Regions from separate parts of the Mus musculus genome. Here regions 2 and 3 are each linked to region 1. A link is a loop called in an ENCODE intact Hi-C map of the cell type or tissue named here. Cell type or tissue: left cerebral cortex. All regions are shown on one strand.

Region 1 (8,000 bases):
TTTCAAAGTGGATGGATTGATGAGGACCACGTTTAAATGGGAGTCCCCTCAACAGTGATTAAGATTTACTTTTCAGCCAATAAGGCTCCAGTGTTTATTCATAAGCCTTCTGATTTTAAATGTATGGAAATATGCTTGATGTGTGGCTTCTACAGTTATTAATCTTTAAGAACATGTGAAGGGTCACATGAGATAGCTCACCTAGCAAACAGACTTCCAAGTTCAAGCACAGGAACTTGAGTTCAATGTACAGGGAAATGAGAGAACTCCCTAGAATTGCCTTCTGACCTTACCCTGATCCCTCCTGTACCCATACATATAGAAGACGTTTCTTAAATGTTAGGGAATACTAGGCGGTGGTAGCACAGGCCTTTAGTCCCAGCACTCAGGGGTAAAGGCAGAAGATCTCTGAATTTGGGGCCAGCCTGGTCTACAGAGAGAGTTCTAGGACAGCTAGAGCTACATGGAGAAACCCTGTCACAAAACAAAACAAACAAAACAAAAAAAGTTAAAGAATGATAAAACAACTTTTTTTCTGAATTGCTTCAAAAAGTAACCCAGCCTTTCCCCAGTAAAAACATTAAATTTAAGTGTATTACTGCACGATTTTAATTGTTGGTTGCTCATCCAATAATTAAGATATTAGATACCTAAAAATTGAAAACAAAACAAAAACAAAAAGCAAGGCTTTGACATGCCAAAATTGTGTCATCTACAAATAGGGTCCTCTTCACAGAAAGGTACAGTGAGGCGGAGAATGCTAAGTTGGTAACGTACATGCTTAGCATGCACAAAGCCCTGGTTCAATCCCCAGCACTGCATTAAAAAAAAGATTTGAAGGCCAAGGAGACAGCTCAACACATAACAGCACTTTTTGCCAGGAACCCACATGATAGGAGAGACCCAACTCTCATAAATTGTCTTCTGACCTGGTGTAAGCTTGCACAAGAGCATACACACACACACACACACACACACACACACGTCAAAAACAAAACAAATATGGCGGCACACACCTGTAATCCCAGAAGGTAGCTCAGCTGGTAAAGGGGACTGTTGTGAGATGATGATCTCTGTTCATTCCCCAAGGCTCACATGATATAAGAGTAAACAGATAGGAGACTGTCTTCTGATCTCCACATGGCAGGCATGCTTACATTCCCCACAAAAAATAAATAGAGAAAAGTTTTTTGGTTTCTTTTTTTAAAGGGGTAAGTGCTTATGGAGTCTTGACAACCTGAGTTCAAACCTGAAGACCCATTCCTAAAGGTTGTCCTCAGACCTCCACACATGCACCTGAGCACCTGCATGACCACACATACACACACACACACACCACACACACACACACACACACACACACACACACAACCAAATAAATATAAAACAAAAAAAGGAAAAGGGTAAAGAAAAAGCTGGGTGTGTTAGGGCACCCTTTAATCCCAACACTTGGAAGGCAGAGGCAGACAGATCTGAGTTCAAGGCCAGCCTGGTCTACAAAGAAAGTTCCAGGACAGCCAGGGCTATACACTACTTGAGGAACAACCATATCTCAGGAGGGAAGGGAGGCGGTATGTCAGCACAGGCCTACAAACAATCCTTATACTTGAGACACTGAGACAAGAGAATTCCAAGTTCAAGGCTACACATATGAAGTCCCTTCAAATAAAAACAAAACACTGGCTTTAGACCAGTTAAACCAGTCTGTGTGACAGGTAAAAATTTCCTACTTATTAGCTGAAAAGTGCTCTACACCTGAACTCATTCACAGCACTTTAGAGTTCTCCAAGGCTAGCTTTCACAATGACAGATCTTTGATAATACTTAGTCATGGTCTGATGTAAAAATTCATTATTTCCCAACTTTCCCTTCCATTTTGAAAACGACTTAATCTTTTCTTTGATGTATTTCTATCCTCTGGCAAATCACAAGCAAAACCTCTATAACATTAATAAGCGCTGGCAGCTCCAGAATTCAGTATTTTACTGTTGACATCTTTCAAACCCACAAGTCTTGCTAATTATCATGGGGGTCACATCAATACTTCTGTTAAGGCTTAAATAGTATTTAGAAATAAACTGAAGCCAAAGAAGTGGGAAGAAACTTGCTACTTTGCAGCTAGCAAGCACCTACTACCTACACTGCTTTTTAGAAAAATCCTGTTAGACAACAACGCTTTTCCAACAAGTGCTTGTCAAATGAACACACACACACACACACACAAAAATCCCAAGACAGATGTCAAGGGCATCCCCATTCACCAAGCAACAGACAAATTAGGGTTCTCCTATCCGCTAACAGAGAGGAAACTAAACTATGTAACCAAGGAAAGCATAGTTCCCAGCCTGAACTGTAGAGTTAGAGGGAAAAATGAAACAGAAAAGTCAAGAGAGAACAACGTCTGAGAGTGAAGGCCAGGTTATTAGATTTATTCTGCACGTTGGGAAGTTTCTGAAACAATTTATGTAGACATGGAATCAGGAAATCCTAGAGCCTTTTGTCTTAAATCTCCTAACAAAACCATCTAAAATTATTTCCTCTGATTAGTTATACTCCTGTATGCTTCTGTAAAAACCCACAAGGCCTACATGAAGCCCCTGATTTTTAAAGCTTATTGGAAATGTCCACTTGCCGGATACACATATCCAAACTATATACATATCGGCCCAGATGAGGGCAGAATCTCCACTCACATTTTCCTCTGAACTCTAGCTTCCTATCACCTTCTTAAGTCTTATCTCCAATAGCTGCCCTAAATTAGCAAGGCGAACGCCAAAGGGAGAGTTAAGAACTAGTGAGCACGCTTTTACTACTTACGTCCCTCATAGAAACCCTCAAATCCTGCGAGCAGGAACTGGCAAAGGGACAGCCCGCCTGGCCCGGGCTCTCCCCGCGATACAAAGGCACAGTGAGTACCACAGCAGCCCGCGCCTCTGCGCCCCACACCTCTCTCCGCAAGAGAGGACCGAGACTTTCCGTGCAACCAGACCCAACCCTCAACACCCGCCTCCCACGTGGTCTTCTCCCTCTCGGAGCCCAGGAACCGACGCAAAGAATCAGACCCGCAAGTAGGCAGCAAGCACCGGGCAGACTCACTGATTCCTCCCTAAGGGCCCTGGGCGGTACTCCTCCCAGGTTCCGGGGTCTCGGCCCGCAAGCAGCCTGACCCCAGAGCCCTCCACGCGGAGCTCGAGCGAGGGGGCTTGGAGGCCGCGGAGCTGAGGAGAGGACTCGGCTGTCCGGCCCGGGGTCTGCATTGGATGGAGCCCCACCGCGTGCCGGTGGAGGCTGGGAGGCCGCCCCCTGCCGGCTGCCCCTCCGCGGCCCGGGCCGCTCCGGGTTGCGCTGCGGCCCTCGCCTCACCTCAGGCTGGCGGCACGCAGGGACCGACGGTCGCTGAGACCCTGCGCCGAGATGTGCTGGGCGGGAGGCGACGCCGGCGGCTCGGCGATGGCTGACAGGCGCTCAGCAGGCCGGCCCGGCACCGGGGCCGAGGAGGGCGGGGCTTCGGTGGACTGCCCCGCCCCCGGCCCGCCCCCGCCCGGCCGCCCACCTCAGCCGCCCAGCCCCATTAGGTCCGCGCGCGTCCGGGGTTACTCCAGGCCGTTCACCTCCGACCCCGCTCCGGGCAGCCGCGCGGTCTGGGCGCCAGTGGGAGGGGGCGAGGCGCGGGCTCGGGCCCGCGTCAGCCAATGGGCGCGCGGCGCGGGGCGGGGCGACGTGAGGCGATGCCGATGGTCCGAGTGCGGCTCTGCCATTCGGGGCCGAGCGGTGCGAGGGCGGGCGGGTCTGGGACGTGGTGGGTTCCCCTTCTGTCTGGGCGGGTTTGGGGCCGGCCCAACGGCTCCACCTCCCGGCAGAGAGCGGAGTGGAAGCTATGGTTCCGCTCGAAACTCCCCTCAAGGACCTGCTGGCGAGTAGCGCGGGAAAGGAACCCAGGGGAGCCAAGAGGTGCGATCGGCGACGTGCTGGCCCTGGATGAACAGAACCATTGCTAATCCTGACGCTCTAATGAGGTCCATGTCCTGCCTGTCCACTGCCTTCAGAGTAGTGGAGGCTAGCCTATGCAACCAGCCCCTTTGCTTAGCTCCCCAGCTTACCTCAAAAGGAGCTGAAGATGCTGGATCGCGGAGTATTTCTAAAGAGAAGTGTTAGTAAATAAAGTTTGGTGGTAAGGAAGGTACAAAGGACAGCAGTCTCATGCCTGCCCTCCACAGTGCGTGTCAGGGAGTCCTGACTTCTTAGATTGTTTTACATCCTTTACTGGGGTTGCTCCAAGCCTTTTGAGGTGAATGAAGTCAACAAATTTCTCTAGTTTTATCACTTCACATACTTTCATGGCAGTATGTATTGAAGATTAATGGTGATTGGAAGACTTCCCAACACAATGCAATCATTGATCTTAGGTGCCGAGACGCTGAGAGGAAATCCATTCGACAAGAATGGGGTGAATTCTAAACTATTGCAAGAATTCAGAGGAGCACCCAGAGTTCTTTTCCCAATCCCACACAAGCCTGTGATGGAGGCCAGGAAAGGTGCAGAAGAGGGCACTGTGGCCAGAAGAGTAGTTCAGTGCCAGAGGGCAAAAGTGAAAAGGATGGAAAGGCACACCCCAGGAAACGAATTCTTGGATGGAAGCTAAGACAGGAAGATATTAAGATTGGTCAACAGGAACAATGGGATCCCTTATTGCCATAAGGTGGCAGCTCCTCCAGGAATTTACCCACTCACTTTTGAAGTTATAAGGATTAGAAACAAATTGGGGAATTCACAGATTTTACAAAACAGTGACCTATATTTTAACAGTAACTGTGTCAATGGGATAAATGTCAGTTGAACAAAGGAAATTCAAAGCTTTAAAAAAAAAAAGAAAAGAAAAGAAAATTGAGCAAGACTTTCTGGTTTAACAAGACGTTCCACTTACTGACTAAGAATAATCTGGGAAGCTTTGCCTCTCCATAGTAGTGCTCTCTGAAGCTGGCATGAAGAAGTGACCAAGTAAAAAGAATTAAAAATCTTGAAGTCGCCTCTAATTCTTTCACCTTTTAAAGTCTCTTTCCCGAGGATTCTTAACGGTGTTGCTGTTTGTCGGCTTTAGGAATGTCACAATAATGGGCTTACCCTCAAAAACTCAGGGATTGTGGGGTGTAACCATTTGCCTCACATGTGTAAGACCCTGGGTTCCACCCTCAAGTGAGGTATTCAAATAGACCAGCTCTTGGCTGTGAGTTGGCTCAGCAGGTTAAGGAGTTTGCAACCAAGCCTGAGGACCTAAGTACTATCCCAGCCCACACGGGAGAAGGAAAAAACTGAACAAAGTTCACATGTACACTAGGATATGAAAATATCAACATATACACAAAACATTGTCAAAAAAAAAGTAAAACAAACTACTCAAGGTAAGGACTAATGAAAGAGCTACAATAGTGTACTTACACGGCAGAGGCAGGTGAGTTGGGCCTTCAAGATTTTGTACCTTGCCTGGCCTTGGGAGACTGAAGAAAGACACAAAACAACAAAAAGCTACAGGAGGAGAAACCAAGAATGAGTTAGGATAGCCCAAGACCACTCACAAAGAATCTGCTATCAAATGCTTAGACACCGGAGCAGAGAAATGGCAAAGGGCTGTAAGACAGTAAGTAACTTCTGGAACTGGAACCACTCCTGAGTGTTGTGCTGTTTGGGACAGGCCAAGACCTGCCCATTCTACTGTAGGCTTTGTAGAGCAGGTCTCCATGAGTCCTTGCCACACAAGCTGTGTGTCTGTAAGAGGTGGAGGAATAGAGCCAAACAAAGGGTGGAGAAAACATACTATACAAGGCTAGCAGGTAGAAGAGAAAGGGGGCAAGTGTGCATTCTAGAAGCTGGAACTAGAAGTCTTTTCTGGACTGAATTATATCCCCAAAACCCAATGCTGAAGTCCTATTCTACAGTACCTCAAGATGTGTGGGGGAGCAGGGATAGAGATAGGGTCTTTAAAGATATTATTAAATTAAAACATGATCATTTAGGGTAGATTCTAGTAAAATATAACTGGTGCAATTAAACAAATGGATATTAAGGAACAGATAGACAGAGATCCTTTGAAGACAGAGAAGACAGTAATTGATAAGTCTAGAAGAAAATTTTCAGAAGGTAATTAACACTGTTGACATTTTGATTATGGACTTCTAGTCTCCAAAAAAATGTGAAGAATTCTATATTGTTTCTGTAGTGTCATATTTTGTTGTAACAGCCCTAAAAGAATACAAGGCCTACACGAGAGAGATGGCTCAATAGCATTGACCATCTTCCAAAAGACCGGGGATCAAATCCCAGTACACACGTGAGTGACTCACACAGTCTAATTCCAGTTCCAGGGGACACTAGGTCCTCTAGACACTGAATGTATCCAGTTCTGACACCCTCTTCTAGCCTCTTCAGGTACCAGGCATGCATGTGGTACATAACAAACATGCACTCATACACATAAAAAGAAATATTAAAAAAAAAAAAGATTGTGTAAAGAGGAAGCCAGCTCTTCCTGTAAGTGGCCTGAGGTGATCTATAAAAATGGCTTACAACTCTCTTGACCCAGAAAACCCTACAAAAGCATGCAAATCAAGAGGCTTAAATCATTGTGTTCACTTTAAGAAGGTGAAACTGCCCAGGCCATTGAGGACACATATTCAAAAAGCCACCAAATACCTGAAACATGTCACTTTAAAGAAGCAATGTGTACCCTTCCAGCTGTTTAATGGTAGAGTTGGTAGGTCATCCAGACCAAACAGTGGGAAAGGACAAAGAGTGTAGGTCAAAAGGAATGCTGAATTTTTGCTACACATGCTTAAGAATGCAGAGACTATGAAATTAAGGGTTTAGATGTAGGTCCTCTAGACACTCAACATACCCAGGTGAGCCAAGCGTCTACAAAGAAGCAACAAATTTACAGAGCTCATGGCCAGATTACCCCACATGTGACTCCCCTGCCACACTGCAATGAGCCTCACTGAGAAGGAACAAATTATTCCCCAGAAGAAGCTGAAGAGACAAAACTTATGACACAGGAGTAAATTTAGCATGAATAAATAAAAGTTTATTTTAAGAAAAGGAAACTGAGCACAGTACATGCCTGTAATCTAAGCACACTGGAGGCTGAAGCAGGAGGATCAGGCATCCAAGACAATCCTTGGTTATATAGCAACTTTGAGGCTAGCTCGACTACATGAAGCAAAACTAGACTCCAAAACAAAACTATTAAAAATAAAGTTATGGGGCTGGAGAGATGGCTCAGCGGTTAAGAGCACTGACTGCTCTTCCAGGGGACCTAAGTTCAATTCCCAGCAACCACATAGTGGCTCACAACCATCTGTAACGGAATCTGATGTCCTCTTCTGGTGGGTCTAAAGACAGCTACAGTGAACTCACATAACTCACATAAAATTAACTAATTAATTAATTAAAAAGAAGTTGTATAGAGGTGTAAGGAATTGATACTAAGCATCCTGACTACCTTCATCGATCTCTTTCCCTATGTGGGAAAAGTCTGAGAGGTCCTTGTTTTTACAATGATTATAATCTGTTTGAAAACAAAAAGAACACTCTTTTGTTTGTTTTGTCTTTTTGTTTTTGTCTTTGTTTTTGAATACAGCGTTTCTCAGTGTCAAGATGGCTGTCCTGGAACTTGCTCTGTAGACCAGGATGGCCTCAAACTTACAGAGGTTTGCCTGCCTCTGCCCCCTGATTGCTGGGATTAAAGGTGTGCACCACCACACCCGGCCAAAACTAGCACTCTTAAACAGCTGTATCTCACTGCCTAGATGATAGCTGTGTAAATTTGTAAAGGGCATAGGTGAGAGGATAAATTCTCAAAAGTAGATAAACCTATATATATGTAAATAGTATATCATCAATTTCTGTAAAGTTCCATTTGGCAATCATTTCTGCTTAAGATTTAGAGCATTACTTCTCAAGGTATGTTCCTCTGGCTGCCTGCACTAGGAACACTGGAGTACTTGTTT
Region 2 (8,000 bases), 640 kb before region 1:
GAACTTAGGTCAGGGTCAGGTCTACTCTTGTCTCAACAACCCCCCACCCCTGCTTTCAGTGTCTCAGACCAGAGGACGTGGCTGAGGCTGTCATCTACGTTCTTAGCACACCCCCACATGTTCAGGTAAGTATGGTCTTGGCTGCCTACCCACTAGCAAGAGCTTAACCGTGCCCAGCAGGGAGTATCTAAGCAGGTGGCTGCCTCAAACCCTCCGCTCTCCACAGGTTGGTGACATCCAGATGAGGCCCACAGAGCAGGTGACCTAGTGTTCTGTGGGGAGATCCTACCTTCTCCACCCTTCACGGCTCGCCTCCTGCCTCTGGATTTTAGGTGTTGATTTCTGGACTCTGCAGCTTACTTTCTATGTCCACCCCACTAAGGGATAGACAGCTTGTCAGACTATTCCCATTACAAATGTGAAAAACTGGGCCGGGAAGAGAAGACAGAATCTCGACTGTTCTATCTAACTTCTTCTGAGTCCTCTTGGGGCTCCGTAACCTTTGCTCTCCTGTGCCTCTTCCTTTTGACCTAGGAAAGGGATGTACCTAGAAGGGGCATTGCTCTATCCTCTTACACCCTACCCCCCACCCCTTAGGGTTGGAGCAGCAGAGACCTCATCTTTTACCTGTGTGGTTGTCCAGGGTTCCAGGTTCCCTTCCCAACCCTCCTGCCTCCCCCCCCCCCAGCTCTCCAGCCAAGTTTTGGCCCTCACCCTGGGGTCCTTACCACGGCTACAGAGTATCAGGGTCTGTCTCCTACTACATTTCACTGTAACAATTAAAGAGAGAGATTACAACCTACTCTACCTTCAGAAGTATCTTTCAGTTTTTTCCCCCCTTCCTGGTGATCAGTGTGGTTGGTGTCTCAGAATTCCTTCCAGGTAGCTAGGAAGGTGGGTAGATTCGGAACATCACTTCTGGAGTGGGCACAGGAGATGGTTAGTTCCAGGCCAGCCATAGGAGCCAAGGATACAAATGTCCCCAAAATACATAATTAAGTACATCCACTGCTGCTCTAGAGGACCCATGTTGATTCCAGTCCCAGGGAGTCCTACATCCTCCTCTCTCTCGCTGGGCCACCAGGCACACATGTGGTGCACAGCCACACGGACAAACAATATGCCCGCACATGTGAAAGAATTTTGAAAAATAAGTTGGAGCCAGGTATACTAATACTATTGCACACCTTTAATCCCAACATTTGAGAAGCAGAAGCAGGGAGACCTCTGTGGATTTGAGGCCAGCCTGGGCTACACAACGAGTTTCAGGCCATCCATGAGGGCTGCTTAGTGAGACATTGATTTTAAAAAAGAGGGGGTGGGGGCTGGAGAAATGGCTCAAATGTTAAGAGCACTGGCTGCTCTTCCAGAGAACCCTGGTACAATTCCCAGCACCCACAACTGTAACTTCAGTTCTTGGGGATCCAACACCTTCATAGATGTACATGCAGGCAAAACAACAATGCACATTAAAAAAAAAAAGGAATCATTAGGAAAAGGGAAAAGGTTTAAAAAGATATTTTAAAAGACTAGGCTGAAAAGAGCCAGTCTGGGCAGTGAGCAAGGAAGTCGTAGAATTACCATGGGCCAAGGGCATCGGCTGCTTGTCAGCAGAAATACCGTAGGCTCGTTGGGGCTTTCGGGAGATGGGAAATATTCTAGGGGTTCTGCTGGCTGGTGCTGAGGGTCTGACAGGATATGCTTCTGGGAGAAAGTCCCAACTATGACATTGTGCCAGGATGTAGGATGGCTCCAAGACTGAGGATTGAACAGATGGCCAAACCACTGACATGCGGTGGTCTTTGAGGACGAGCAGGTGAACGCCTTCTAACTTCTTCCTTCACCCGGGAGCAGTCCAAGGTTAGCTCAGCACCAGCACAGCCTCTAGGCTCGCCTGCGTCAGCGGAGGCAGTGCGACTCACTCCTGTAGGGGGTGCAGTGGAGACGTGGTTGCCGCCAAGCGCACATGTGCGTCATCGGACAGGGGGCTGGGCCTCCAGAACCCGGAAGCTGGGGACCCACGTGGGAGGCTGGGAGGTGACTGTCTTGGCTCGAGGGTCAGGTTGTGGGCAGTCCTTGTGAGGGGACGAAGTGTGGGAGGTCAACGGGTCCTCCCCAGCTGTCTGTCAGTGGAGTCTCGGGCGCTGCTGGAGCAATGCGGCGACTCTGGACGGTCGGGTGCTTCAGTCGCCTGATTGCCCGCCATTTCTCCTCGGTGGCTCGGCGCGGGGAACGGCCTGGCGGGGAGGAGCTGAGTCGCTTGCTTCTGGATGACCTGGCGCCGGCCCAGCGGCTGGAACGTCTATTTGGCTTGTCCCCATGCCTCCTGGCCTTGCGGGCTGCCCGTCGGCGCGTGGCCCGGCTCCTGCTCCAGGCCGGTAAGGCTGGGCTGCAGGGGGAGCGAGCCGAGCTGCTCCGGGTGGCCGAGGCTCGGGGCATCCCTGTCTTGAGGCCCAGGCGTCAGAAACTGGATGCCTTGTGCGGCTACCAAGTGCACCAGGGCGTGTGCATGGAGGTGAGCCCGCTGCGACCCCGGCCTTGCGATGAGGCGGCAGACACGAGCTCAGGCGACGACCCTCAGCAGCTGTGGCTCGTCCTTGAGGGGCTCCAGGATCCCCGCAATCTTGGGGCTGTGATGCGCTCCGCTCACTTCCTCGGCGTAGACAGAGTCATCACCAGCCAGAGAAACAGGCACGGACGTCCCTTAATTCAGTTTACGCCCAATCTGGAGGCGGAGCCAAGCTCCTAAGCACTGGGCGGGGAGCCCCGGGGTGTGTAGGGCGCGGGGCTAGAGATTTTCTGGTTTTAACACGGATCGTGGGGATCCTTTGCAGCTGTCCGCTTACTCCAGTAGTCAGCAAGGCCAGCGCTGGGGCTATGGAGGTGATGGACGTGTTCGCCACTCCTGACCTGCCCGGTTTTTTGCAGGTAAAATGGGGCGAGAGGGGAAGAAGAGGCGGAGGCGATGACTCTAGTTAGGGATGTTAAAGCTATCTCCAACGCAGTGGATTGGGGGAGGAGGAAGAGAAGGGACGTGGTGGCATTGATTCCTACGACCTTCTAAGTCCCACCAGGAAAGATCCCAGGGCCTTTTAAATAGAGCATCGTCTGAAGTTAGGGATTTCCTCGTCTCATTTACTACACGCCATGGCCACCTGTGTCGGCAAGTCAATGTCTGACAACCGTGGGACTTCAGCAGTACTCCAGGGAGCTGGTGGACTGGAGTCGTGGGTACCCGGAAGCTCAACTTCAAAGCGATTTAAACAAGGCTTTCCAAGGGGCGAGCTTTAGTGTTCTTTAGCTGTGTGTTTCCTAGCTAGACTCTAGGGGGCAGCATTGCCCCGCATTTGGCAGTCCCTCCACCCTCTATCCTTCCCCTGTCCCCACCCTCATCCCTCAGTGAGAAAATAACCTTGAAAAGAGGCTGAAGAAAGCTGCCTGATAAACTTATATTCAAGCCATATGTCTAATTTCAGATTTTTCCAGTAACCATGCAGGCGTGATGACACATATCTATAATTCCAGCTTTTAAGAGGTGGACACAGGAAGATCGTTTATTTCAAGTCCAGTCTGGGCTACCCAGTCTTAACAAAACAAGACAACAACAAATCTAGAAAACTAAAAAGAAACATGATTGTATCCAATATACCACAAGTATTATCATTAAAACATACATTTTAAATATTAGTGAAAAAAAAAATGAGACAGGTTATTGTGTGGCCCAGGCTGGCCTCAGATCCCTCAGAAATCCTCCTGTGTTAACCTCCTTAAGTTGTGTGCCATCATGCCCGGCTTAAATCCCGTTTTAAAATGCTTATACATAATACATCTCAATTTGGAATAGCCATATTTCAATCCTTAATAGTCACGTGTAGTAGGGCTGGAGAAATGGTGGAACAGTTAAGAGCACCGACTGCTCTCTCAGAGGATTCCCAGCACCCACGTGGTGGCTCACTGCCATCTATGACTCCAGTTCCAAGGGATCTGGTGCCCTCTTCTGGCCTCCCTAGGCATCGATCACATGTGGTGTGTACACTTACATGCAGTTTAACTCTCATGTAAAAAACAAAACAAAACAAGAAGACAAAGTTAAAATCTGTAGGAAGTGGCTTGGTGTGCTCTGAGATTTTCATATTGACCAGCACATGTCTAGAAGCATGTCTGGCTTCATCTCACAGGCAGCCCCCCTTCTGAGGAACTGTCCGAGACTGGTGGGAAGTGGAGTTCTCTCCTCACACCCCACACTCCCTGCCAGCATTGGGCCACAGAATTGTTTCCCCTGGTTACTGGGGAAGAGCTGGAGGCAGCAGCCAGCCCTGTGCCCCACCCACTGCCTACCAAAGCCTGCTCCATCGATACCAGCCCCACTGCAGCATGCCAAGAGTCTTCTGTGTTCATCTGACCTCATGTTAATCAGAACCTTCCCTTCGTACCCCATCAAAGCCCCGGACAGTCACAGTATCCTTCATGTTGCTTCAAAGGTCCATTCTTAGTTCTCAGGTACTTGACAGGTCTACAGCATCTAGCACATATGGTCATTCTGATTTTGTCTTGTTTTGTTTTTAATCACCTTTTTTTTCAGCAATCAAACTCAGCTTACACTAGGCAGACACATTGTCCGTGAGTCACAGCCTCACCCACTCCCCCTGGCCGTCCCTTTGCCTCTGCACTCTCCTGTAGGCATCTCCAGTGAATTCTCTTTGATCCCATGACCTCCAAACACTGTCATGTTCCAAGTCTCAGGCCTTGGATCTCTTTTGTGTAAATTGGCTTAATTTTTCCCCCCTAATCTAGTTGCCTAGCTTCATTTATTCCCTTGTATTGGCTTTTTGAGAAAAGGATCGGCTATGTAGCCAACCTCAGATTCATGATTCACAATCCTCCTGTTTCAGTGTCTCAAGTTCATATATATACATATATGTGTGTGTGTGTGTGTGTTGGGTATGTGTGCTACAGTGTGTGTGCATGTAGAGGTCAGAGAACAACTCTCTGGAGTTGGTTCTTTCTTGCCATTATCTATTTATTTATTTATTTATATATTTATTTAGAGATGGGGTTTCTTTGTGTATCCTTGGCTGTCCTGAAACTCACTCTGTAGATCAGCCTGGCCTTGAACTCACAGGAACCTGCCTGCCTTCCAAGTGCCGGGATTAAAGTTGTGTGCCGCCACCACCACCTCCCCCATCACTGTCACATTTAAACTCCTGACTTTCTTTCTTCTTCTTCTTCTTTTTTTTTTTTTAAATTAAAGGCAGGTTTATTTTGAGTTCACTGTCCCCAAGGACCAAGGCCAGGGAAGTGGCCATGGGGAAAGGGGAGGGGGGAAAGGGCAGAGAGAAAAAGAAAAAGGGTACTCCTGACTTTCCATTCCCCAGTTCCAGATTACTCCACTCCTCTGCTACACAGCTCTCTCCCTCCGCTCCCACAGTGGGCATTTCAGACTCCTTGTTTCCAGGTCTGACCATGGCTATCTGTTTTTCTAGGACCTGCCCAGCTCAGTTGTCCAGCCCAGACATTACCTCTGACTTCTTGATCCCACAGCTATGTCCCCAGATCCTTGTCCTTGGAGTTACTGTCACACCATCCCCATTTCTCACTGTTTCCTCTGCTACCCTTGTCGGAGTCCCCAGCTCCCTGGACTGGGGCTTGGGCCTCAGCATGGCAGGCATAATGATTCTGCTGAGGCCCGAGTCACACTGCGTCACTTGGCTCATAACCTTTCAAAGCACTAGGTCTGTGGTTCATACTTGTAATCCCAGTACTTGATTGAGAAACTTAAGACAGGAAGATCACCATGGGTTCAGGCCAGCCTGGGAGATATATATATATATGATGTATATGAGTACACTGTCACTCTCTTCAGACACCCCAGAAGCGAGCATCAGATCCCATTACAGATGGTTGTGAGCCATGGTGTGGTTGCTTGAAATTGAATTCAGGACCTCTGAAAGAGCAGTTAGTGCTCTAAACCACTGAGCCATCTCTCCAGCTCATGAGCTCATATCTTAAAAACTAAGACAACTGTTCAAAGCTTTTTTTATTAGTATAAAAGCCCTATGTTTCCAGTGACCCTTGAGACCTAACCCTATGTGATCATTGTCCTGCCACTGGCCAACTTAATAGTCTTTAGGTATGACAGGTGGGTGGGGTCTTCGTGCCTCCATACTTGCAGATCTTCCTGGAAGTCTGTAACCTTCTCCCACTGTCTATGAGAACTTACTCGTTAGTTATCTTCAGACCCGTCTTTTTGCCATCGCTTCAAAGGGGACTTCTACCATCACTGTGTCCCACAGCTGGGATTTTAGTCTGTATGTTCTTGACCTTAGTGCCCAGAGCAAATCCAGACCAGGTAGAGGTCCTGGCTGACTTCCTAAGTTGAAGACATTTCTCAGTGAATGTGCGTGTGCAAGGCTGGACCTGTCCTTGACCGTGTAGCTCTGATGAAGATTCGGTGCACCAGCACATGGCATTTTCTTTCCTCTTCTAGGCCAAGGCCCAGCAGGGGTGGCTCGTGGTGGGCACAGTGGGCTGCCCAGGTCCTGAGATCTCCCAGTCCTCCAAGGTCCCCATCACTAGCTGCTTAGAGTTCGTCTGGGACCGGCCTACCCTCCTGGTGCTGGGTAGGTAGGGTATACCTGCTTTTATATTTGCTGATGTCATCTGCATGTGGACATCATTTGCATGTGGACATCTGGCTAATACTGTCTCGTGTTCTGCAGGCAGTGAGGGCTCTGGTCTGTCCCAGGAGGTTTTTGCCTCCTGCCAGCTGCTCCTTACTATTCTGCCCAGACGCCACCTGCCTCCTGGTCTTGAGTCCTTGAATGTATCTGTGGCCACAGGTGAGTCTACCCCTCCCCTCCCCTTCCCTCCCCTCCCCTTCCCTCCCCTCCCCTCCCCTCCCCTCCCGTTTTCTGATTGATTTAACCTGAACAAGCTTCCCGCTCTGTGCTTCCCTTGTGTGTGTAAAGCAAGCGTGCCCTGCCTGTGTTGTAACCCTATCCTCTTCTTGCCTTTAGGTATTCTTCTACACTCCATTTGCAGTCAGAAGAAGGGTTTCCCTGTACAGGAGAGAGGACAACTTCTCCAAGACTCCTGAGAACCCTTAGCTACGTCTGAAGGACTCAGAGAGGCCCAGTACCCAGGACTACTACCACTGTGGTCAGAAAAACCGGCCAAATGTGGGCTGACATTGACTGTCTGAGATGTGCGTGTGTAGGAACCGCAATGAGTCACACATCCGTCCTCAGGCTTGGATGTAATGGGCCCTCTACTTGTAAGAGCCTGTTTACTGGCTACAGTCAGGAGAACTTTAGAGACCAAAAGAAGTTTCGTATCCAGTTGGAAATGGTAGTTCGCTAGTTTCCAGGACGGGTTAGGACAGACAGTATCTGTCCTGGATCCCAGTGGAAGTCAGGGGGCTGTTCTTGGCATGCGGAGGAGCAAGGCAGTCCAGCGCAGGGTGTGTGGGATGTGAGGGTGAGTTTGTAGAGGGAAGCTGACTGAACAGATGCATATTCCTGTCTCTTGGGATGATGGGGATAGGACACCAGATCTCATCAGCGAGCCCTGAGCCGCTGAGCTGTCATGCCCAGTCTCTCCATTAGGTGGCAGTCTTGCTCTTTGCACCATGGTTTTGCAGGCCCCTTGCAAGGAGAGCCCTCTGTGGAGGTGGGAGTGGAAGGCTTAGAGATAGGGAAAATAGCCAACAGCTTCTAGACACTGGCCAGTCCAGCCCCGTGGAGGGAACCTGTGATCCCAGGCCCTTGTTGCCTCTTTGAGTCTGAGAGGCTGTGAAATCAGGATTACTTTTGTGGAATCCGACTAGGCTTGCCCCGTCCTCTAGAGTCCCACAAGTGGAGCAGAAGTGATATTGCCAAGTAGTGGTTTCACTCTGGGCTGCATGCTGGAACACCTAATAAGCTTTAAAGGAACAAGGCCAACACAGCAGCTACTGTGTGCTGCTGGGAAGGGCAGGAACACCCTGGGCAGTACCATTTCTT
Region 3 (8,000 bases), 51 kb after region 1:
CAGAGTCCTATTGTGATTTCCAGTTAGTACGCAAAACACAGATTCCCAAACAAAACCTGGCTTCTAAAGTCCGTCGTCTGTGATCTCTACCCTTCTCTTCCGATGGTCCTGCCATGCTACCAACACTACACTGCTAAGGGAAGAAACCGAGGAAGGCACTGCCTCTAACAGTGTCATCCTTCCTTTTCACTGGGTGTGTGTGTGTGTGTGTGTGTGTGTGTGTGTGTGTGTGTGTGTGTGTGCTCGCATGCATGCATATATGTATATAGTTAACCATATATGCCTTTACATATGGAGGGCAGAGGTTGATGTTGGCTGCCTTCCTCACGTGCTCTCCACCTTGTGTTTTGAGGCAGGGCTTCTCCTGGACGTCATTGCTTTGGCTAGGCTGGCTGGCCAATGAGCTCCAGGTATGTGCCTGTCTCACCTCTCCCCAGTGTGGGATTGGTACCGAGTGGAATAGTGGTGCTAGTGATCTGAACTCAGGTCGACATGTACTCCATTGACTGCGGCATCTCCCAACCCCTTCATTCTATTTTTCTGAGAGAGTTCTCTCTCAAGGAACCTGAAGCTCATTGATTCAGCTAGACTGGCTGACCAACATGCCCCAGGGATCCTCTGGTCTCCGTCCCAGTGCTGGGGCTACAGGCACGCACCACCTTGACTAGGGCACCGAGGTTTAAATTCAAACACTTCACTGACAGAGACATCCCACCACACCCTGACATTTTTAGTTTTTGCGCTAATTTTTAAGTTAACGTAATGGGTTTCATTATTTGTGTGATTTTCACGCTTATGACATCATACTTTGTTGGATCCCTTTGGATACATTTTAATCCATTTAAATTTCATCCCTCTTGGACATTTTATTTTTTATTTTTTTGGTTTTTCCAGACATTGGACATTTTAATTTATCCATTTTTTGAGTCAGGGTCACATGCACCGGACTGAACTGGAATTTTTTGCGTAGGCTGACCTCCTGTGTGCTGGCATTACAGGCATGAGCCACTATTCTTTTCTTAAATACATTGATGTCTACCCTTCATGGAATTCTATCATATCCCAGTGAAATAAAAAAATCCAACCAAAGTTTACCAAGTGATGTGGGACCTGGGTCCAGGCTGTTTTCCATCAAATCTCTTTACTTGGATCTGCTCCAGCCACTCTGACCTTCTTGCTTCTTCTTCTCCATGCCTATCAAAGCCACGCACCAGGGCCACCGTACCTGCTGAGTCTCATCTATGGTTCTCTCTAGAAATCTGGAAGCTTCTGTTTCTCATTCAATAATTGGATTTCCTCTTGTGTGTTATGTCTGCTAGGAAGCCTTTCTTCCCTATCCTGACTAAAAGAAAATCTATCACTGTTATATCTGGATCCTGATTTATTTCCCATAAAACCACATTATGAGGCATTTAAAAATATTTGTTACTTATATATTAATATGCAACATACTTATATTTTATTGCTTATATATAAAATACACAAACCTTATGTGCAAGAGCATATACTTCGCTCACTACCAAATTCTCAGCACCCAGGGAAGTGGCTGTTCGTTGTGCTTTTGTGAAATGAATGGATTTGGAGAGTCAGTAAATGTGAAGTACTCTATAGCATCAACTGTTTATTTAACGTGGTGGGGATGACTTTCACATGTGAATTTTTAATGTTTTTTCTTTACTACTCTTTTTTTTTTTGAGACAGATCTCTTACTCTGTAGCCCAGATTGATCTCAATCTCAAAGCAATTGTCCTGCACTCTCCAAGTGTTGAGATCACAGATGTGAGCCACTAATTGCACCCAGCTGCAGATTTTATTTTTATTTTAACAATAGACTTATATTACCTGTGTACCAAAAAACAAATCAAGATGCCACACGGGCAGATATCGTATAAATGAATTCCAACAGAAATTGGGCAAATCTATGAAACAGATTTTTAAATAGATATACAGCATAATAGTTAAGATCAAGCCATGGGTTGGAATAGAGCTCTTCCCCAACACTTGGTAGCACTGTGATCCTAAGTTATATATTTCAATGCTGGACCATGAGGACAGTAACAGTGCCTCCCTCAGAAAGTTGTTTTAGACGAACCCTTATGTGTAACCCGCTTTGTACAATGCCTGGCATGCAGTATTGAAGGACTCCACAAATGGAAGCTCTTATAAGAATCTATACTATTAGTAATAAGAGATGTTGGGACATACCTAGCCCTCAAGAGTGACATCAGAGTGGACCACCACATCATCACTGCGTTTCCATGTGGGCCTCTGAAGCCCAGGCAGGGGATGGGTCTTTCCAGAGAAGGCAATTTCGACGTCCCAGAAGCATCAGAATAAAAAGGACCCTCTTCACCCCTCAAGTCATTCAGTCCGGGTAATCCATGAGTGGCATGATGCGCCCGGGGCTCGTCATCCTCCAGTCCAGAGCCTGGGCAGCCTCAGTTTCTTTGCTTGCAAAAGAATTGGAATGGGACTGTTAAGAAAAAAATCTAGACTGAAACAGCGGAAGCCGCCTTAGCACATGCCACCGGGCCGCTTGTGGCGACGGAGAAAGTGACAGCAGGTCAGACTTCAGAGCCCACCGACTAGCAGCCAGGTACCACGCTCCCCATCCCGGGGCGGCGCCACCGGGACCCGCCCGCTGCCAGACTGGAGGAGGCGGGACCGCCTCGGCGTGCTCGCGGCACGGGACCGCGCACGTGAGTCGAGGCCGCGCACGCAGGCCGCGGCGCGCACGCAGAGTCTGCACAGCGCGCGCAGCGGCGGGCTCTTCGGCGCCGAGGTGCGGGACGTGGCGAGGTGAGGCGCGGGGCCGAGCGGCGGGAGCGAGGGCACGCGGGGTCACGAGGTGCCGGCTGGCGCGGCGGGGCCACGCGGCGGGGGAGGTTGGCGCGGCCGGGCGAGTCCCGAGCCCCTCCCCCCGGCGGCTGGCGGTGCCGCAGCTCCGTATTCCCGGCTGGGCGGTGGAGCACGGCCCCGGCCCACCTGACCCGCCGAACCCCCACGTGGGTCTCCGCGCCCCAGTGTTTAGCACTGTTTTGCGGTCGAGGCCCGGCTACAGTGACCTGCCCAAGACCGTGCAGCTCTAAGGATGTTAACTGCACAACTGCCAAGCCCGCGGCTCCCCTGTGCTCATGGGATCCTGCCCCTCCATGCCTTCCCTGATCCCTCTTGTAATTAATTTAAATGTAGCCCATCTCTCAAGGATGTTAGTGTCACTGCGTGGTCTTCTAAGGAAGGAGAGGAAGGAGGATTTTGCTTTCTGCAGCATTGTGCTTTGCAATGTGAAGTGTTTGTCAGAACGTACTGTAGAATCTTTGCCACTGTAAAGGTCTTGATAGAGCCCTGCTGTTCACCAGGCTGTAAAAACATTGTGCAAATACCCCAATCTTTAGCGCTTCATTTTCTTGGGGAAAACAGCCTATGTCAGGAGATTGTTAGGATTCCAAGATATAGTCCCCGTACTAAGATTACATTTAGTACCTGACATATGCCTTTGTTAATTTTTTTTTTAATTAATTTTTTTTTTTAGTCAGCCTCATGTATCTTGGGCTAACCTTGAACTTAATGTAGCCAAGAGTTTCCATGAACTGATCGTACTGTCTGTACCTCTGGAGTACTGGGTTTGTTTGCTCAATGGATGCTGGAGTGTGAATATAAAGCATCCTTGCTAAAACACCCTACAACTGAACTACTGAGCCACAACGTTCTTCAAAGATCATTTTTCTTGGAAATAGAGTAAAAACTCACCCCTACCCAAAATAGCCTAAAGTTTGACCCTCAGCCTTCTTATCTAAGCATTGCATATACTTTGTATGTCAGTCCCCAAGCTAAAAATGTCAACGTGAAAAACCTATTTTGGTTGGAGAGATGGCTCAGCGGTTAAGAGCACTGGCTGCGCTTCCAGAGGTTCCGAGTTCAAATCCCAGCAACCACACGGTGGCTCACAGCCATCTGTAATGGGATCTGATGCCTTCTGGTGGGTCTAAGGACAGCTACAATGTACTCATATAAATAAAATAAATAAATCTTTAAAAACAAAAGGGGGGGGGGCTGGAGAGATGGCTCAGAGGTTAAGACCACTGACTGCTCTTCAGAAGGTCCTGAGTTCAATTCCCAGCAACCACGTGGTGGCTCACGACCATCCGTAGCAAGCGCCCTCTTCTGGAGTGTCTGAAGGCAGCTACAGTGTACTTACAGATAATAAATAAATAAATCTTAAGGAAAAAAAAAAAGAAAAATCTATTTCAGGAGAAATGAAGGTGAATTAGCCTTTTGTTTTGTTTGTTTGTTTGTCCCCCACCCCCTGAGACAGGGTTTCTTTTTTTTTTAAGATTTATTTATTTTATTTTATTATATGTGAGTACACTGTAGCTGTCTTCAGATGCACCAGGAGAGGGCGTCAGATCTCATTATGGGTGGTTGTGAGCCACCATGTGGTTGCTGGGATTTGAACTCAGGACCTTCGGAAGAACAGTCAGTGCTCTTAACCACTGAACCATCTCTCCAGCCCGAGACAGGGTTTCTCTGTGTGGTCCTAGCTCTGTAGACCAGGCTGGCCTTGAACTCAGAAATCCACTTGCCTCTGCCTCCCAAGTGCTGGGATTAAAGGCATGTGCCACCACTGCCCGGCTGAATTAGCCTTTTATAAAACTAACATTTATTTGTCCAAATTGGTATTTGCTTTGTTTTGGCTTGGGTTTTCTTTCCTTTTTCCCCTCTAAGACAGGGTCTCTCTATGTTGCCCTGCCTGCCTGTCCTAGAGCTCACTCTGTAGAGTAGGCTGTCTGTGGTTCCTGAGTGCTGGGATCAAAGGTGTGCACCACCATGAGTTTCAAGCAGTCCAAGATAGCCAGGGATGACATTGAAGTCCTCCTGTCTGAAGGAGTAAGTTACTGATCCGCATATGTTGGGTAGGATTCCTTAGTTTCCAGTAATAAAATCCAATTTATTTTTTGAGACAGGATCTCACTATGTAGCTGGCTCCGAACTCTTCATGTAGACCAGGCTGGTCTTGAACCAGAGACCTATTTTCTTTTGCTTCCTGGGTACTAGGATTAAAGGTGAATACCACCATACCAGCAAGTTCCAGGTTCTGTAAGGAGGCTGCACTTCACATTCTGTGAGCGAGGGGGGGGGTCTGAGTGTTGTGGTTGGCAACCACACAGTTGCCGTGTCGGGTTGCCAAAATATACCTTGGACTGGTTTCTGATCTGTGTGCATCTTCTCTTTGTTCTTAGGGGATCGTGGGATTGTTTGGCAACGTCTGAAGTCTTGAAACTCTACATCAAGGGAGATCAAGCAGCCATCAGTCAGCTAGAGGATGGACCGTTTGGGTTCCTTTAGCAGTAAGTACAGTGGGACAAGTCTCAAGTGACAATAAATAGCCACCTAAAGTAGAGGTTGATCAGGGAAGCAGCGCCTTTGATAATGCCTGAAGGAATTAGGAATAGCACATAAAAGTAAAGTCAGGCAAGACCGGTCTGTTGTTTGCCTACTGAATGTGGCACAGCTTCATCACTTTAGAAAAAAGCCAAGCTGAGTGAACCAGTCACCATATGGTTGATCAGGAAATAGACGTGTTTATTTTGAGCCCAGGGTCTCATGTAGACTGGCTGGCCTGGAACTGGCTTTGTAGCTAAGGATGACCTTAAACTACTTATTCATCAAGTGCTGGGATTTCAGGCTTGTACCATCATTGGATTTCAAAGAAATTAGAGATCACAAAATTGGGCAGTGCACACAACAGACACATACACACACGCACAGTCATAAAGTTGATGTTCATTAGTAAGACCCAGAAGTATGTTGTTAGGATTTGGTTCCTGTCGTTGTATCAGAGGCACTCTGCATCTTCCCTCCGTATATTCAGAAAGTTAGAATCTTGGACACATCTAGTTCTATATTTTCATCTGACTAATGTTCCAAGTGTAAACTGAAAGTATTCCCACCTCTTGTCTTTCAAGACAAGGTTTCTCTGTGGAACTGAAGCTGTCCTGGAACTCTCTGTAGATCAGGCTGGCTTCTGCTTGGTAACATGTCTGCCTCAGCCTCCCAAGTCCAGGATTAAAGGCCACTCCCTCCCTGCTATTCCCACCCTTTAAAACAATTGTTAGGGCCTGTCATCATGCCACATTCCTTTAATCCCAGCACTCAGGAGGCATAGGGTAGGCGATCTTTGTGAGTTCAAGACCAGTCTGATCCACATAATGAGTTCCAGTCAAGCCTGGCCTACATACTGAGATCCTGCCTAAGAAATAAACAAGCAAAAAAACCCCACAAATAATAATAATGATTTGTAGTTTCATTTCTCTCTTCCTAAATTCCCCTCCAAATGAGCTGTGCTGTTGTGCATTCCTCCCTGCCCTGTTTGCCGCAGTCATTGCTGCAAAGGTTCAGGCTTGGAACTGTGTTCTCACCTGGAGTGAGAAGTTCCATATTAGTGTCGTCCCCCTGTTGAAGACCATTTTTGTCTTCCTTTTGTCTCCTTCCCTTCCCAGCTCTGTTTTACTTATTTTTTATTCTCCAGGTGAATTCTCACTTTGCTGCTGAGGCTGGTTTCAAGGTCAGAATTTTTTTTTTTTTTTCCGCCAAGTTCTGATTCTTAAATGAGTCTCTCAGCCTCGTCGTCCCAGTACTTAGGACTCTAGGAACGCACCACTCACTGTTCCTGGCTTTGTTTTGTTCTGTTTGGCTTTTTTGAGGCAGGGTCTTATTGTATAGCCCTGGTTGGCATAGAACTTGATCTGTAGCTTAGGCAGGTCTTGAAGGTCTCCCCCAGGATTTACAAGTGTGGTCCACAACAACCACGTGGTTCTTCCGTTTTATGTCTCCCTTTGATGGTGTGACTCAAACTTGGGGCCTCAGGAATATCTTTATAGAATAAGAATTTCAGTTGCTAGAGAGAGGCTCAGTGGTTACGATCACTGACTGCTCTTCCAGAGAGCCTGAGTCCAGTCACCATTACCTACATGAGGGCTCACAATTATTTATAACTCCAATCCCAGGGGACCAGACACCTCTTGGATTCTACAAGTATTGCATGTGCATGCTATATGAACATTGAGGTAACCAGAACACTCGTACACATAAAAATCAAGATTAAAAATTAAAGAAGAATTTCAACTTTTTTTCTCCCATGAATTTGCAAATACTTTCTTCCAATGTGCTTGCTTTTTCGACTTTGTGTATAATGTTTTTGCTTTGTAAAGATTTACTTATGTGTCTGTGTGTTTGTCTCTGTGAGTTTATTTGTATCACATGTTTGCAGGCACCCGTGAAGGCTGTAAAAGGATTTGGGGTCACCTGAAACTGGCGTTATAGATTTGTGGGTCCTGGGAACAGAACCCAGGTCTTCTGTGAGAGTGGCAAACGCTCTCAAGCACCGAGCCAGTCTAACCCTGTTTATAGGAGTTTTGCTTGTAAGATTTATTTTTATTTCATTTTAAAATTTTTATTATTTTATGTGTATGAGTGTTTTGCCTTCTCATATGTCTGCTGCACATGCATACGGATGCCTTTCGAGGCCAAAAGAGGGAGTAACAGATGGTGTGAGCTGCCGTATGGATGTTGGGAATCGGACCCTGATTCTCTGGAAGAACAGCCACCGCTGTTAACTGCTGAGCTATTTCTCCAACCCCAAAGATTTAGTTTTTAATAGTTTGTGTGTGTTTCGTGTGTGTGCGTGCACGCACGCACGCACGCGAGTGTGTGTATGGATGTAAGTATGTATATGTGTGTGCAGGTGTCTGAGGAAGCCAGAAGAAAGTGTCAAGACCCCATGAAACTTATGTCACAGGCTGTTGTAGGAACCAGACTTTAAGAGGACTATATGCTCTGAACCTCTAAGCCTTCTCTCCAGCCCACTTATAGTATTTTTATTGACTTACCCACATATTTTGTTATTTTGTTTTTGTGTTTTCTGGGCAAGGTTTCTCTGTGTAACCCTGACTGTCCTGGAACTCACTCTGTAGACAAGGCTGGCCTCAAATTCACATCTC

The links. Hi-C counts contacts between places; a loop is a spot of excess contacts. Peaks named below come from ENCODE experiments on the same cell type or tissue, not always from the same donor. Only the 100,000 strongest peaks of a DNase experiment are listed, where the experiment ranks them.
Region 2: a loop joins it to region 1, with 12 times the contacts of the local background. A loop is called at or near these places in 2 of 42 quality-filtered maps.
Region 3: it touches region 1 in a loop (2.1-fold over the local background); 9 of 42 quality-filtered maps call a loop at or near these places.

What each region holds. Positions count from the first base shown.
Region 1 is chr11:84,175,290-84,183,289 of GRCm38, reverse strand. It overlaps a transcript of Acaca not described here. Among named protein-coding and RNA genes, the nearest start is that of Gm11437, 12 kb to the right of the region's middle. In left cerebral cortex, CTCF peaks have their summits at 3,267 (motif pointing left) and 3,871; DNase peaks (open chromatin) are centred at 2,993 and 3,739; H3K4me3 peaks cover 2,413 bases; H3K27ac peaks cover 1,710 bases.
Region 2 is chr11:84,813,528-84,821,527 of GRCm38, reverse strand. It overlaps Mrm1 (mitochondrial rRNA methyltransferase 1), which reads left to right and starts at 2,013. Exons shown (of 5, transcript NM_145433.1): 1 at 2,013-2,691; 2 at 2,835-2,928; 3 at 6,488-6,620; 4 at 6,720-6,839; 5 at 7,017-8,000. The coding sequence starts at 2,156. The coding sequence ends at 7,096. Dhrs11 (dehydrogenase/reductase (SDR family) member 11) reads left to right here. Exons shown (of 7, transcript NM_177564.5): 6 at 60-125; 7 at 227-800. The coding sequence ends at 268. In left cerebral cortex, CTCF peaks have their summits at 1,938, 3,323 (motif pointing right), 4,003 (motif pointing left) and 7,591 (motif pointing right); DNase peaks (open chromatin) are centred at 3,320, 3,938, 7,250, 7,592 and 2 more places; H3K4me3 peaks cover 2,259 bases; H3K27ac peaks cover 1,994 bases.
Region 3 is chr11:84,124,336-84,132,335 of GRCm38, reverse strand. It overlaps Tada2a (transcriptional adaptor 2A), which reads left to right and starts at 2,768. Exons shown (of 16, transcript NM_172562.3): 1 at 2,768-2,799; 2 at 5,241-5,348. The coding sequence starts at 5,324. It also overlaps a transcript of Acaca not described here. In left cerebral cortex, CTCF peaks have their summits at 2,782 and 4,177 (motif pointing left); DNase peaks (open chromatin) are centred at 2,707, 2,972, 5,557, 7,538 and 1 more place; H3K4me3 peaks cover 2,347 bases; H3K27ac peaks cover 1,143 bases.